Regions from separate parts of the Mus musculus genome. Here region 1 is linked to region 2. The links are chromatin loops, found by intact Hi-C in ENCODE. Cell type or tissue: left cerebral cortex. All regions are shown on one strand. Each heading gives the region's core, and the rest is flanking DNA. Links, peaks and the distances in the headings are about the cores only.

What was found. Peaks named below come from ENCODE experiments on the same cell type or tissue, not always from the same donor. Only the 100,000 strongest peaks of a DNase experiment are listed, where the experiment ranks them.
Region 1: a loop joins it to region 2, with 5 times the contacts of the local background. A loop is called at or near these places in 18 of 42 quality-filtered maps.

The regions. Positions count from the first base shown.
Region 1 is chr2:158,869,587-158,874,959 of GRCm38, forward strand. No RefSeq gene overlaps it. Among named protein-coding and RNA genes, the nearest start is that of Gm38630, 37 kb to the right of the region's middle. In left cerebral cortex, for the core only: no CTCF peak of the experiment used is centred there; no DNase peak of the experiment used is centred there.
Region 2 is chr2:160,580,045-160,585,417 of GRCm38, forward strand. Gm14221 (a long non-coding RNA gene) reads right to left here and starts at 725. Exons shown (of 3, transcript XR_866919.1): 1 at 420-725. In left cerebral cortex, for the core only: no CTCF peak of the experiment used is centred there; no DNase peak of the experiment used is centred there.

The DNA of each region.
Region 1 (5,373 bases), core at 231-5,230, 1.7 Mb before region 2:
AATGCACAGCCCAGCACAGAGCCTTGGAGAGAGGTCTCCCGGAGAGCCTGAAGCCTACAGTGCTGTGGAATCTGGGTCTGCAGTGAGGGGCGGGGGGACTTAGGAGGGACCCAGGGATCAGTTAGTCACCAAGTGGTCCCTGTGACAGGGTTGGAGATGGCAGCTGGCGGCGGAGGCAGCCTCTGGCTGGAAAATCAATAGGTGATCAGCGGTCCAGGGGCACACTGTTCATCAGGTGTGGAGGGGAGGCAGGGCAGGGCAGGGGGGGCCTGGGAGGAAATATCACTGACCCTCAGTAGGATTGATCAAACAGCCAGACACCCAAGGCCAAACTCACTAATAAAGTGAGACATTCAGCTCAGCGCGGCGGCTGCAGGCTGAAGGTCTTAAAAAAACCGCTTAGCTGGGGAGTTCCTTGCTAAACTGTCTTTGTTTCTGGAGGCAACTGGGAGGGAGGGGGTGTGGGGGGAGGGCTGGCTCGGCCACTGTTTTCCTGGCCTCCCTCTCGATGTGGCAGGCTTGGAAAGCAAAGCACACGGAGCACAAGTGGCACGGGCGTATGAAGGTCCCCAAATTAAAGCATGAGGACTTACATGTGCTCTTTCATGTACACACGCATGGTACCACGTGTGCAAATGTGTCTGTGTACGACTGCACGTGTGCTGATAGAGCAGATGGCATTTGCACACGGCACAAGTGCGCAGCACACTCGTGTGCCCAACTGTGCCGGGGCGTGTGTGCGTTTGTTTACCTGCCACCATGCAACACATGCCTCTGAGAGAGGGGCATTGGCTTCTGGGGCGTTCGTTCTTCATGCGCTCAGGCTGACCTCCCTGCTTCCTCTGCCCGTGGTCCCAGGAATGCAACATGGATTCGAGAGTCTAGATAATTACAGCTTGGGAGGACAGATGGAGAAGCGGGGACCTGGAAAGTACATCTAAAGGGCCACACTGTTCCATAGAGAGAAATAATGTGCACTTGGGAGGGAGGGAGGAGAGGAAGTGAGAGGCCCTCGTGGTGGGGTGAAAGAACACTTTTGTGAATAAGTTTATGTCATACACGTGTGTGCACATGACAAGAGAGAGAGAGAGACAGAGAGAGAGGAAATAGAGAAGGTAGAAAGAGGAGAGGCCTGGGTAGTTGTGGGGTACTGAGATATTAAGGTGTGATGGGTAATGAACTTACTATCATCTGACATTCATGGAGGGATCCAGTAAGAGACAGAATCATTTCTGAGAATTCCCTGCTTGTTGGACTGGTTTTGCCCAGTGGTTCCACTGTTCATTGGCATGGGCTGTTGGCACATTAACTTGGTTTGGATTGAATAATAGAATTATGTATATCAAGAGCCAAGTTTCTTATATAAAATGGAATGTCAAATGGCTTGGCAGCACCTGCCTGCAATCCCAGCACCCAGGAGAGAGAGAGCTGGGAGGAACGGAAGTTCAGGGCTATCCTTGGCTACATAGTGAACTGAAACCAGCCCGGGACACCTGAGACCCAGTCTCAATTTATTTTTTTCTTAGGGAATGCATTTGTATGTGGAAGATTTTACAAAGGGTCTCCCTTGTGTCATCTTCTCTAACCCTAAATACTGCTATGATTCCTATCCGTTCTTTTGATAATGTCATTGGAACTCAGAGCTCTAATCACTTGCGAAGTCAGGTGACCAATGAGAAACAGACAGGACTTGAGTCCAGCCACCTGATCTCCAGATCCAGGACTGTCCTGTCCTTTCAGAGCCTGGGTTTTGCATGGCAGGTACGTAGACCATGGCTTAGACCATGGCTGCATCTGGGGAGACCTCTCTCACCATTGTGCCTCTCCCTGGTGTCGGGCAGGGTGTTCAGCTTACACCCATTCTGACCCTTCATTCACCAACACTTCCAGACTCAGTGCTTATCTCAGAAGCTTGACTGAGCTCCGTCTGCATTACTGGTCGCTGAGGATCACGTGGATCCATGGGAAAGGGCTGGGAGGACCTGCCGAGCTCTGTGAGCTGACTTTAGGATGTGTAGCTCTTAAATCCTGGTTTGGGTTTTTGTTTGTTTGTTTGTTTGTTTGTTTGTTTGTTTAATAAAATCCTGGAGCAGACTCACTGAGAACACTCGAGGATCTGAGCCATGAAAGAAATGTAAAACTATATTTTCTTCATATGCGGTCCATGGGCCACCAGGGTCAGTATTACCAGGAGCCCGCAGACATGCAGGACTCTGGCATAGTCTACTGAACGATACTCTTTGAGGCTGGGCCCAAGGACTCTGTATCTAATAATGTCTGGAGTCATTCTTTCCCACATTCTAACCAGTGCCTTTGCATCTGCTGATTCATAGGTCTGGCCTGCCCTCCCTCTAGAGCTTTATATGGCTCACATTTCTTTCCTTTAAGTCTGTATTCTGATGTCACTTCCTGCCACCTTGCCTAAAACAGAGCCCCTTTCTCTTCCACCCCTCGCTCTGTTTCATGGCTTACCTCTACCACATGGGTACTAACTAGATGCACGTGAGTATTAATACATCATATTGGGTACTGTATTATCTTTGATAACTGGTGTGTTGTATACGCAATGTGACTTAACCAGTGCCCCAGACCACACAATCCATACCTGTCATTATGCTTTTTTTTTTTTTTTTTTGCTCCTTTTGGCCCTTAGCAGAGTTGATCTTTGGGAGTAGGGCTTGCCTGCCTTGGTCCCTGCTGTACCTCAGTGGCCAGAAGCTGGCCTGGAGAGGCTGCTGTGGGGGAGGGGATAGTGCTTATAAAGTGCCCAGTGCATTCTGTGTATGTGCTGAGGGCCATGATCAGAGCCTAAATGTAGCATTAATGTGGAAAGGAGACACATGCCCACAGATATGGCAGCCCTTCCTCACCCCAAGAACCAATGAGACTGCCATGGGGTACCCAGTCAGGCCTCTGAGATACAGCAAGGGGACCAGCCGCCCTGCCAGAGTAGACATGTTTCTTCGATGCTAGGCACCGGTGAGGACTCATGCTGCAGCCAGCTGCCCTGTGGTCTATTCTCGCTCTGGGTCAGACAGGTTTAAGTTTGGTCAACTCCTTGTGTGGCCAGCGAACAATCAGAACCTCCCTCTGGAGGACTAAATGAGAGACCTAGAGGTCAGCAGGTAGATGGCCTTTGTATGGAAAGTGTGAACAGGCTCCTGAGGGTCTGGGATGTGGATCTCTTCTGCCCCTGAAAAAGCAGTGGGCCCGGTACAGTGGAGGCCCAGGGGCAAGCCTTTGGGTTAGGACAGTCCACATTCTCATTCCTGTGGGTATCATAAGTGAAGAAGACAGGAAAGCTTAGGGTTGGGTCCCAAAGCTTCTGGGTGTGCCTCTTTGCTTTGTTAGCTGGCTTTAACACTGGCGATTGATACATGTGCTTGCCTAGAGCTCTCTCCTCAATTGGCAACAACTTAGTCAAAAAACGGCAAAGCAACTGTGGTCCAGAAAGGAGAAAGGATCCAAAAAGGGAAAGAGGCATTAGGTGGGGCTCTGTGTGCAAGACCCTGAGCCTGAGAGAAGAGGAGAGACTAGTGAGAGTTCATAGCACCGATGGTCAAGTCAGGTGTGGTGATCCTCTTTTTAGACAAGGAAACTGATATACGGAATGGCCCAAAGCCTTGCTGCAGTCAGAGGTGGAGCTAAGAGAGCTCAACTCTACTCTGAGAGGTTCCCTTCCTGGTACTGCTTCTGGGAGCTCAAGAAGATTCAATGGAGAGTGTCTTATGCCTTCAGCTGGCATTTGGCAAATGTCCACAGGCCATTTTGGTAGAAAAACTGGAGCAGTACCCACTGGCATGGGAGCAATCAGGCAGGCCATGACAGCAGTGTGGGGACAGGATGGTCTTGACATTCTGTGAGGAATGGAGGCAGCCCTGAGGCCATTCTGTTGTCAGACATAAAACATGAGGAAGGGGGTGTGTTTGCTTGAATGACAGTGTCCCCAAAGACATGTCCACTTAGCACATGTGACTGTGGGACCCAGAAAGCGGCTCAGTTGGTAAAGTGCTTGCTTTGCCAGTGTGAAAACCTGAACTCAGATTCTGAGAACCCATGTTCAAAACATGTTGGGCACGATGCCCAGGGGGTGTGGGAACACAGAGACTAGTAGATCCCTGTGACCTACTGGCCAGCTAATCTAGCCTACTTAGTGAGCTCCAGGCTAAGGGAAAACTTTGTTTCCAAAAAGGTAGGTGGGCGGCTCCTGAGGAAGTTTGAAATTAACCTCTAACCTCTACACACAAAGGCACATACCTGTACCTGCACATACATGAACATGTGAACACATGCACACACAGACAGCAGAACTTGTGGCTATGACCCCTATTTGGAAAAATGGTCTTTAAGATGTCGTTAAACTGAGGAGCTCAAACGGAGCCATGGGGTGAGCAGAGTAGTCCTAGATCCAGTATGGCTTCTGTAGGAAGAGAGATGAAGACACAGGGGCGGGGCACAGAGGAGCAGGTGATGCAGAGTTGGATGCAGAGAAGAGTGTGCACTTAATCAGCCTGGGCACCATGAGGACCAGAAGCTCGGAGACGGCGGAGAGTTGATCCCTCCTTAGGTGTTTCAGAAGAGCCCCATCCTGCTGGCACCTCCGGGACAGGGCTGTATGGGAAGATGTGCCGCTTATTTTATGCCACCAAATTTGTGGCGATTCATTATAGCAGCCCTGGAAACCCAAACTGGGCGGGTGGGTAGGAGCCTGTCCCTGGAACATCAAGAGTTGTGCAAGTGGAGTTCACCCCCTCCCTCAGCTTCCCTGTGGGGGTGTAGGACATTAAAAGGACTCTCCACAGCAGGGTGTTAAGAGTATACTGGGCCATAGGGGAAGGAACAAGCAACCTCATGGATGTGGCCATAAGGGAGTTTAAACAGCCTATATATGAATGATCTTTGACTTACGATGATCCAACCTCAGAGGGTGCAAACCTGGACCCAGTCAGCAGAAACTGTACATTAAAGTTTGAACCTGGTTACTCCCTTGGGATACCTCAGCTCCCTGGCATGCCTGTGATCATGATGGGAGGACCTGTGGCTTTACAATATGCTGTGGTTAACCTCCAGTGTTCCGTTACTTAGACTCAAGCCAGGTAGGTTTGAGGTAAGATATTTTCCAGCTATGCTGGGTTTATTGGGATGCAACACTGCTGTAAGATGAACATCTCTAGCTGAACTTTAGAACCTCATGAAGCTTCCTTCAGCTCTGAAAAGTCCGCATGGATGCAAAGAAGAGTTAGAGGAGGGGCTGGAGAGAGGACTCAGCGGTGCAAGCCCTCGCCGCCTTCCCAGAGCACCTGGCTCAAAGCCCCCACATTGGATGATTCAAAGCACCAGTAGTTCCAGCTTTGGAGGATCTGATATTGTCTC
Region 2 (5,373 bases), core at 97-5,096:
GCTTTGAAAAATCCACCTCTCGACTCCATTCCCAAAGATTCCAGCTTCGTTGGTCTAGACACTGGACCGGTGACACTGTTCTCAACCTGCAGGTCATAACCCCTTTGGCAACCCTCTATCTCAAAAAAAAAAATTACAATTCGTAAGAGTAGCAAAAATACAATTATGAATTAGCAACTAAAATTATTTTATGACTGGGAGGTCACTACGACATAACAGACTGTATTAAAGAGTCACAGTATAAGGAAGGTTGAGGACCATGGCTCTAGAGGAAGCCTGGGCAATGTAGGCGACTGACCCTTGCAGGGCTAGAAACATGATCTAGTCCTTAAGCTGCCCACCCTCCACACCTCGTGAGCCAGCTGCACTGAAATCCCTCTGCCCACCTCCGAGTAATGAAATCAGGTAGCCAATCCTACCTTCCAGGGAGGGCCTCAGTTAGCACCAGACAGACAAAGAGGGGCTAATGCCGAACCAGCGCCTGATCAATACAGAAAAGCTCCCAGATGCGGGGCGCGCTAGGCAGACTTCAGAAGCCAGGGCAACTGTCTTGTCAGCCTGGCTTCTCCAAAGCTTAGGGATGGATATGGCAGAAGAAGAAAATTAAATCTCATGTGTTTAAAGGTGAAAAGCCATCTTCTCAAAAGAGTCTTGCTCCAGCATGAATTCAGGAAGGGAAAGTCACAGCTTCAGAAGCAAACTTGAATTGCTGAATAGACACCAAAAAGCCACTTTGCCCGCAAGTACCAAGCGCTCAAAGTAGGCTAAGAGTTGCCTGCGATCCATGATTAAGGGACTTGCTTTAAGGAAGCTGAATAATTTATAATCCGTAAATTGTTTATATGCTGAAGGATATTGTTAAAGACCTCTGGAATGATCCCCCCCCCAAAAAAAAAATCTACGCCCCTAAGTGAATTTAAGCATGCCCCAAACCTAATTCACACCAGTACAGCTGTAGGAAAAGCTTGCTTTCTTTATACATATGCAAAGACTCCCAGCCTCCCTCCTTTCTGAATTGCAAATCCATCCCGGTTTCCAAAGATCATCACCCAGGCGCCATCTGCTTTGCCATGGCTAACCCTCCTAAAAAAGGCAGTCATGGTCCCTAAGAGACATTCGGAACCCGTGGAAGAGAGCTGCTTCCCAGTGATCCTGGCTTCCAGTGACTCCAGCGGGCTCAGCCAAGTGTGAGGGATTTCTACAACACCCTTGGGGGAGGGCTGCCACCAGCTGCCATTCTCTCGCCTGGAAGCTTCCTTTGTCCACGGAATGGGTTTTGTCCACTCCAGTGGCAGGCCCGTGGCACCATGTGCCGCTGCTGCAGTGACTGAGATGTGAACATCCCAGCTCCCCACCACTTTGAACCTGTGCAAACTCATACTGACCCCTGATGCTGAGTCCGGTAGAAACTAAGACCACACCCCTCCATTAGCCACTCCCTCTTCCTCCCTCCCTTACCTGCACTGCCTTTGCCTTACAAGAAGACTTGCATTTGAATCCATGTCTGTAGAAACAGATGTAAGAATTGAGCCATAGAGCCTGGGGCATCCACCTGTGCCTGGCCCTGTGCACTGACAGCAGGGATTGGAAACCATGTTTTCCAGCTGTGTGACTTAAGAAACACCACTAGCCTCCATGAGCCTTTCATCTGCATTAAAGTGGGAGCAGTGGCTGCGCGGGGATCCTGAGAAGAGCATTGACATCCTGCAGGCTAAGATTGTGCCCTGAGGTATTTACTCAATAAGTAGGAAAAGACAAGAGGCCATGAGTGGAGCAAAGGGTGAATGCAGAGCCCCCACCCCTTCACTAGACCTTCCAGGGAAAGGGGATATAAGCAGACCTGTGGGCCAAGGGCTGACGATAGGGGCAGGGGGAGACTGCCACAAACTCTCCAAAGATCTGGCATGGCCAGTTCAGTAGCCACTAGCCACGGGGCCTAGTTAAATTTACAATTCAAAGGTAGGCAAAGACCATGTATGTCTACCCCTGCTACTCCAGAAGCTCAGCTGAGTCCAGAAGTTCAAAGCCAGCCTGGGTAACATCATTTTAGTGAGACATCATTTTGATCTTAGCCAAGTTAAAAAAAAATTTTTTTTTTGGTTTTGTTTTGTTTTTTTTGGTTTTTTTTTTTTTTTCCTTTGGTTTCTTGTTTTGGTTTTTTCGAGACAGGGTTTCTCCGTGTAGCCCTGGCTGTCCTGGAACTCACTCTGTAGACCAGGCTGGCCTCGAACTCAGAAATCCTCCTGCCTCTGCCTCTGCCTCCTGAGTGCTGGGATTAAAGGTGTGCACCACCACACCCGAGACATCATTTTGAAAAGCAAACTATAATTCAACAGTATCTAATGGATATGGAAGTTACAGTTTTTTTTAAAAAACTATTGAAAAATTGAGTGAAATATGAGATATTAATTTTGACCCTCGAGCAAGTTTTATAGAAATGAGGATGTTCACGCTGGAGAAATGGCCCGGTGGTTAAGGGCATTTGTTGCTCATGCAGAGGACCCAGGTTTGATTCCCAGCCCCCATATGATGGCTCACAGCCATCCAGACCTCCAGTTCTCAGGAACCTGATGCCCTCTTCTGACTGCTCCTGGTACCTAGAATATATGTTGTGCACATACATAGATGTAGGCGAAACACCCATATACAAAATTAATTACTCTGATAAATAAAAAAAAGAAAAATCTCAGGGCAGTGACCCTTTAGGCATGATTCTTTTTTTTTTTAAGATTTATTTTATGTATGTAAGTACACTGTAGCTGTCTTCAGACACACCAGAAGAGAGCATCAGATCCCATTACAGATGGATGTGAGCCACCATGTGCTTGCTGGGATTTGAACTCAGGACCTCTAGAAGAGCAGTCAGTGCTCTTAACCACTGAGCCATCTCTCCAGCCCTAGGACTGATTCTTACTCATGCAAAGACTGTACGAATGGCCACCAGAGTGGGCATCCTGAATAAGTCCATAATGTGCTTCCAGAAACCGTCAAAAAATAAAATGAAACTGCGTTAACTAAAACCAACACAACTAAAATTTCCGTTTCTCAAGCCCTCTAGTCACACCTCAGCTGTGCCTTCTCTCTAGTCAAAGTGGCTAGAGGATCTCTCCAGTGCCACAGAAAGTCCCCACTGGCCTAGCTACCATCACGCAGACTGTAGGCAGCCGGGCGCCTAAAAGATGGCGCCGGCCTCCGGTATACCGTCGCCATAAACAACGCCACTGCGCAGGCGCTAGCCCGAATCTGGCGCCAACCCCTCCCGAGCGGGTGCCGTCAGACTGACCAATCCCAGGAGGACACATAGCTCTCCCCAGTGCTGGGGTGTATATAAGCAGTCCTCCCTGGGTTTCCGGGGTCCACATAGTATCAAGGTGTTCCTGAAATAAAAAAGGCTGTTGAGAAGAATTCGACCATGTTGCGTTTTTTTCTTGCTGGACGAGGTGAGCGCAACAGCAGACCAAGACAACAGACCAGCAGGGCCTTCTTTGCTTCTGTGAGTTTCAAGCAGCTGCCTGACCTCTGAGGGCAGTTCCTGTAAAATGGACTGCACTGCACTCCCTAGAGAGGTGAGTGAACACACTAGACAGCTCCTAGTCTGGAAAAGTCTGAAACCCAGCTGATGCCAGCTGAGTCGCTCCCACGTTTAGTTTTGCCCTGGGATCCTCTTAGACCCATCAGTTGCTCACTGACCCATTTTTCTAACCAGGACCAGCTGTGCCCCTGCCCCTTAGCGATGCATCCCCTCCGAGAGTGAGTCCATCCAAAGGCAATGGCCAGCTGGGTGGTGGATGAGGGTCGGGGGCTTCCTGGGCTCGGCCAAACAGAAGCAGAAGCTAGGAAAACATTGGACTGAGCTCAAAGCCTTTCTGGGGAGACTCCATGATTCCAACTGTGCCACACCCCAGTGGGAGATCAGTGGTTACCAGAGGCAGCGGGAGGAAGAAGGAGACAGGTAGAAAACAAAGCATTGGGGGGGGGGGGGGAGACAGCGAAACTGCTCCCTCTGCTGCTACAAAGGATCCGGTTGTGGTGTGTCTGTGGAATGAACAACACCAACTACCCAGTCTGGAGAAAAGGTGAGTTCACAGGCTACACCTGCTGAGGGATTCTAGGAGTGGGCAGTTCCACTCAGGGTAAGGGAGGAAAGATGGAGAAACTGGGTCATACATCATTTAGGGGACAAATCGAGAACACAAATTCCAAAGCTCAACCATAAAAAAGAGGGTAGAGAAGACAGGGAGGGGAGAGAGGGAAATGGAGAGAGGAAGAGAGGAAAGGAGGAAGGAAAGAAGGGAAGAAGAAAAGAAGGAAGGAAGGGAGGAAAGGAAAGAGGGAAAGAGGGAGGGAAAGAGAGAGAGAGGAAAGGGAAAGACAAAAGACCCAAGAGATGGAAAGAAGCAGAACTTTGCTGGGGTGTCCAGGGCCCTTTGTCCTGATCCACCACCAAGTGCCCAGAGAGGACACTCCCAAATCTCACCCCACACCTTCCTCCCTGTTAGCTCACTCTCTCCTTTCCACCACAGTCTGCTCAAATCATCACAAACTGTCCCTTTATCATTGAACCTCCCTAATTAAGCTAACATTATTAGAAGGTTGGGAGGGGGAGGAAACCCCTCCCAAATTCTCTTTGCGTTTCAGTAGCTCTTTAATATGCGAGTCGACGAGAGAGATGAGCGGCCCCTAATTGCCAGTCCCTGGAGTAGCCGGTCAGAAAATGAATTGATGCAGTTTTTTTTTCCTTATGAACAATGCATGTAGCACAAATTGCAGTGGCCGTCACCAGAGATTTAATTACCAAATATCATTACTTTCACACATCATTTCAGATTTGGCCTGATCAAATCAAAGTCCGGGAGAGAGGGAGAGAAAACTGCACTCTTAGCAGGTCATTCGTTCAGGGATGGCTTCAGAGCAGTGTGGCTTGGCGTTGGGGAGACTTCCTTCAGCCACTGTGGAAGCAGCAGCTGCCAGAGGCGTCCATGGCAAGAGAGATGCCCTAGGTTCCAGGCTTTGGAAGAAGGAAGGCTGCATACCCACAGGAAGATTCTCCAGGACCTGGGAAACAGCCCCCAACCTCCCCTCCCCCCCCAAGGAAAGGGCCAAGCTGAATCAAGCCCTGTAACCCTACAAGTAGAAGGTACTACAGCAATCTCTGGCTGTTGTCTACTGTTTGTTCATCCCGCAAAGAGCTGTGAAGCACTCAGTGTGTGTCAGACACTGAGCCCGACCCTGAGGATACAAAACAGCAGAGCAAGCTTCACGGGTTCACACTGTGGTTGGGGAAAACGGGTTTAATCAAATAACTTGATGCTTCATCGAGAGAGGGAAGGGGGGCGAAGAGGGGGGAGATAGGAGAGCCAGACCTCCTGGGTT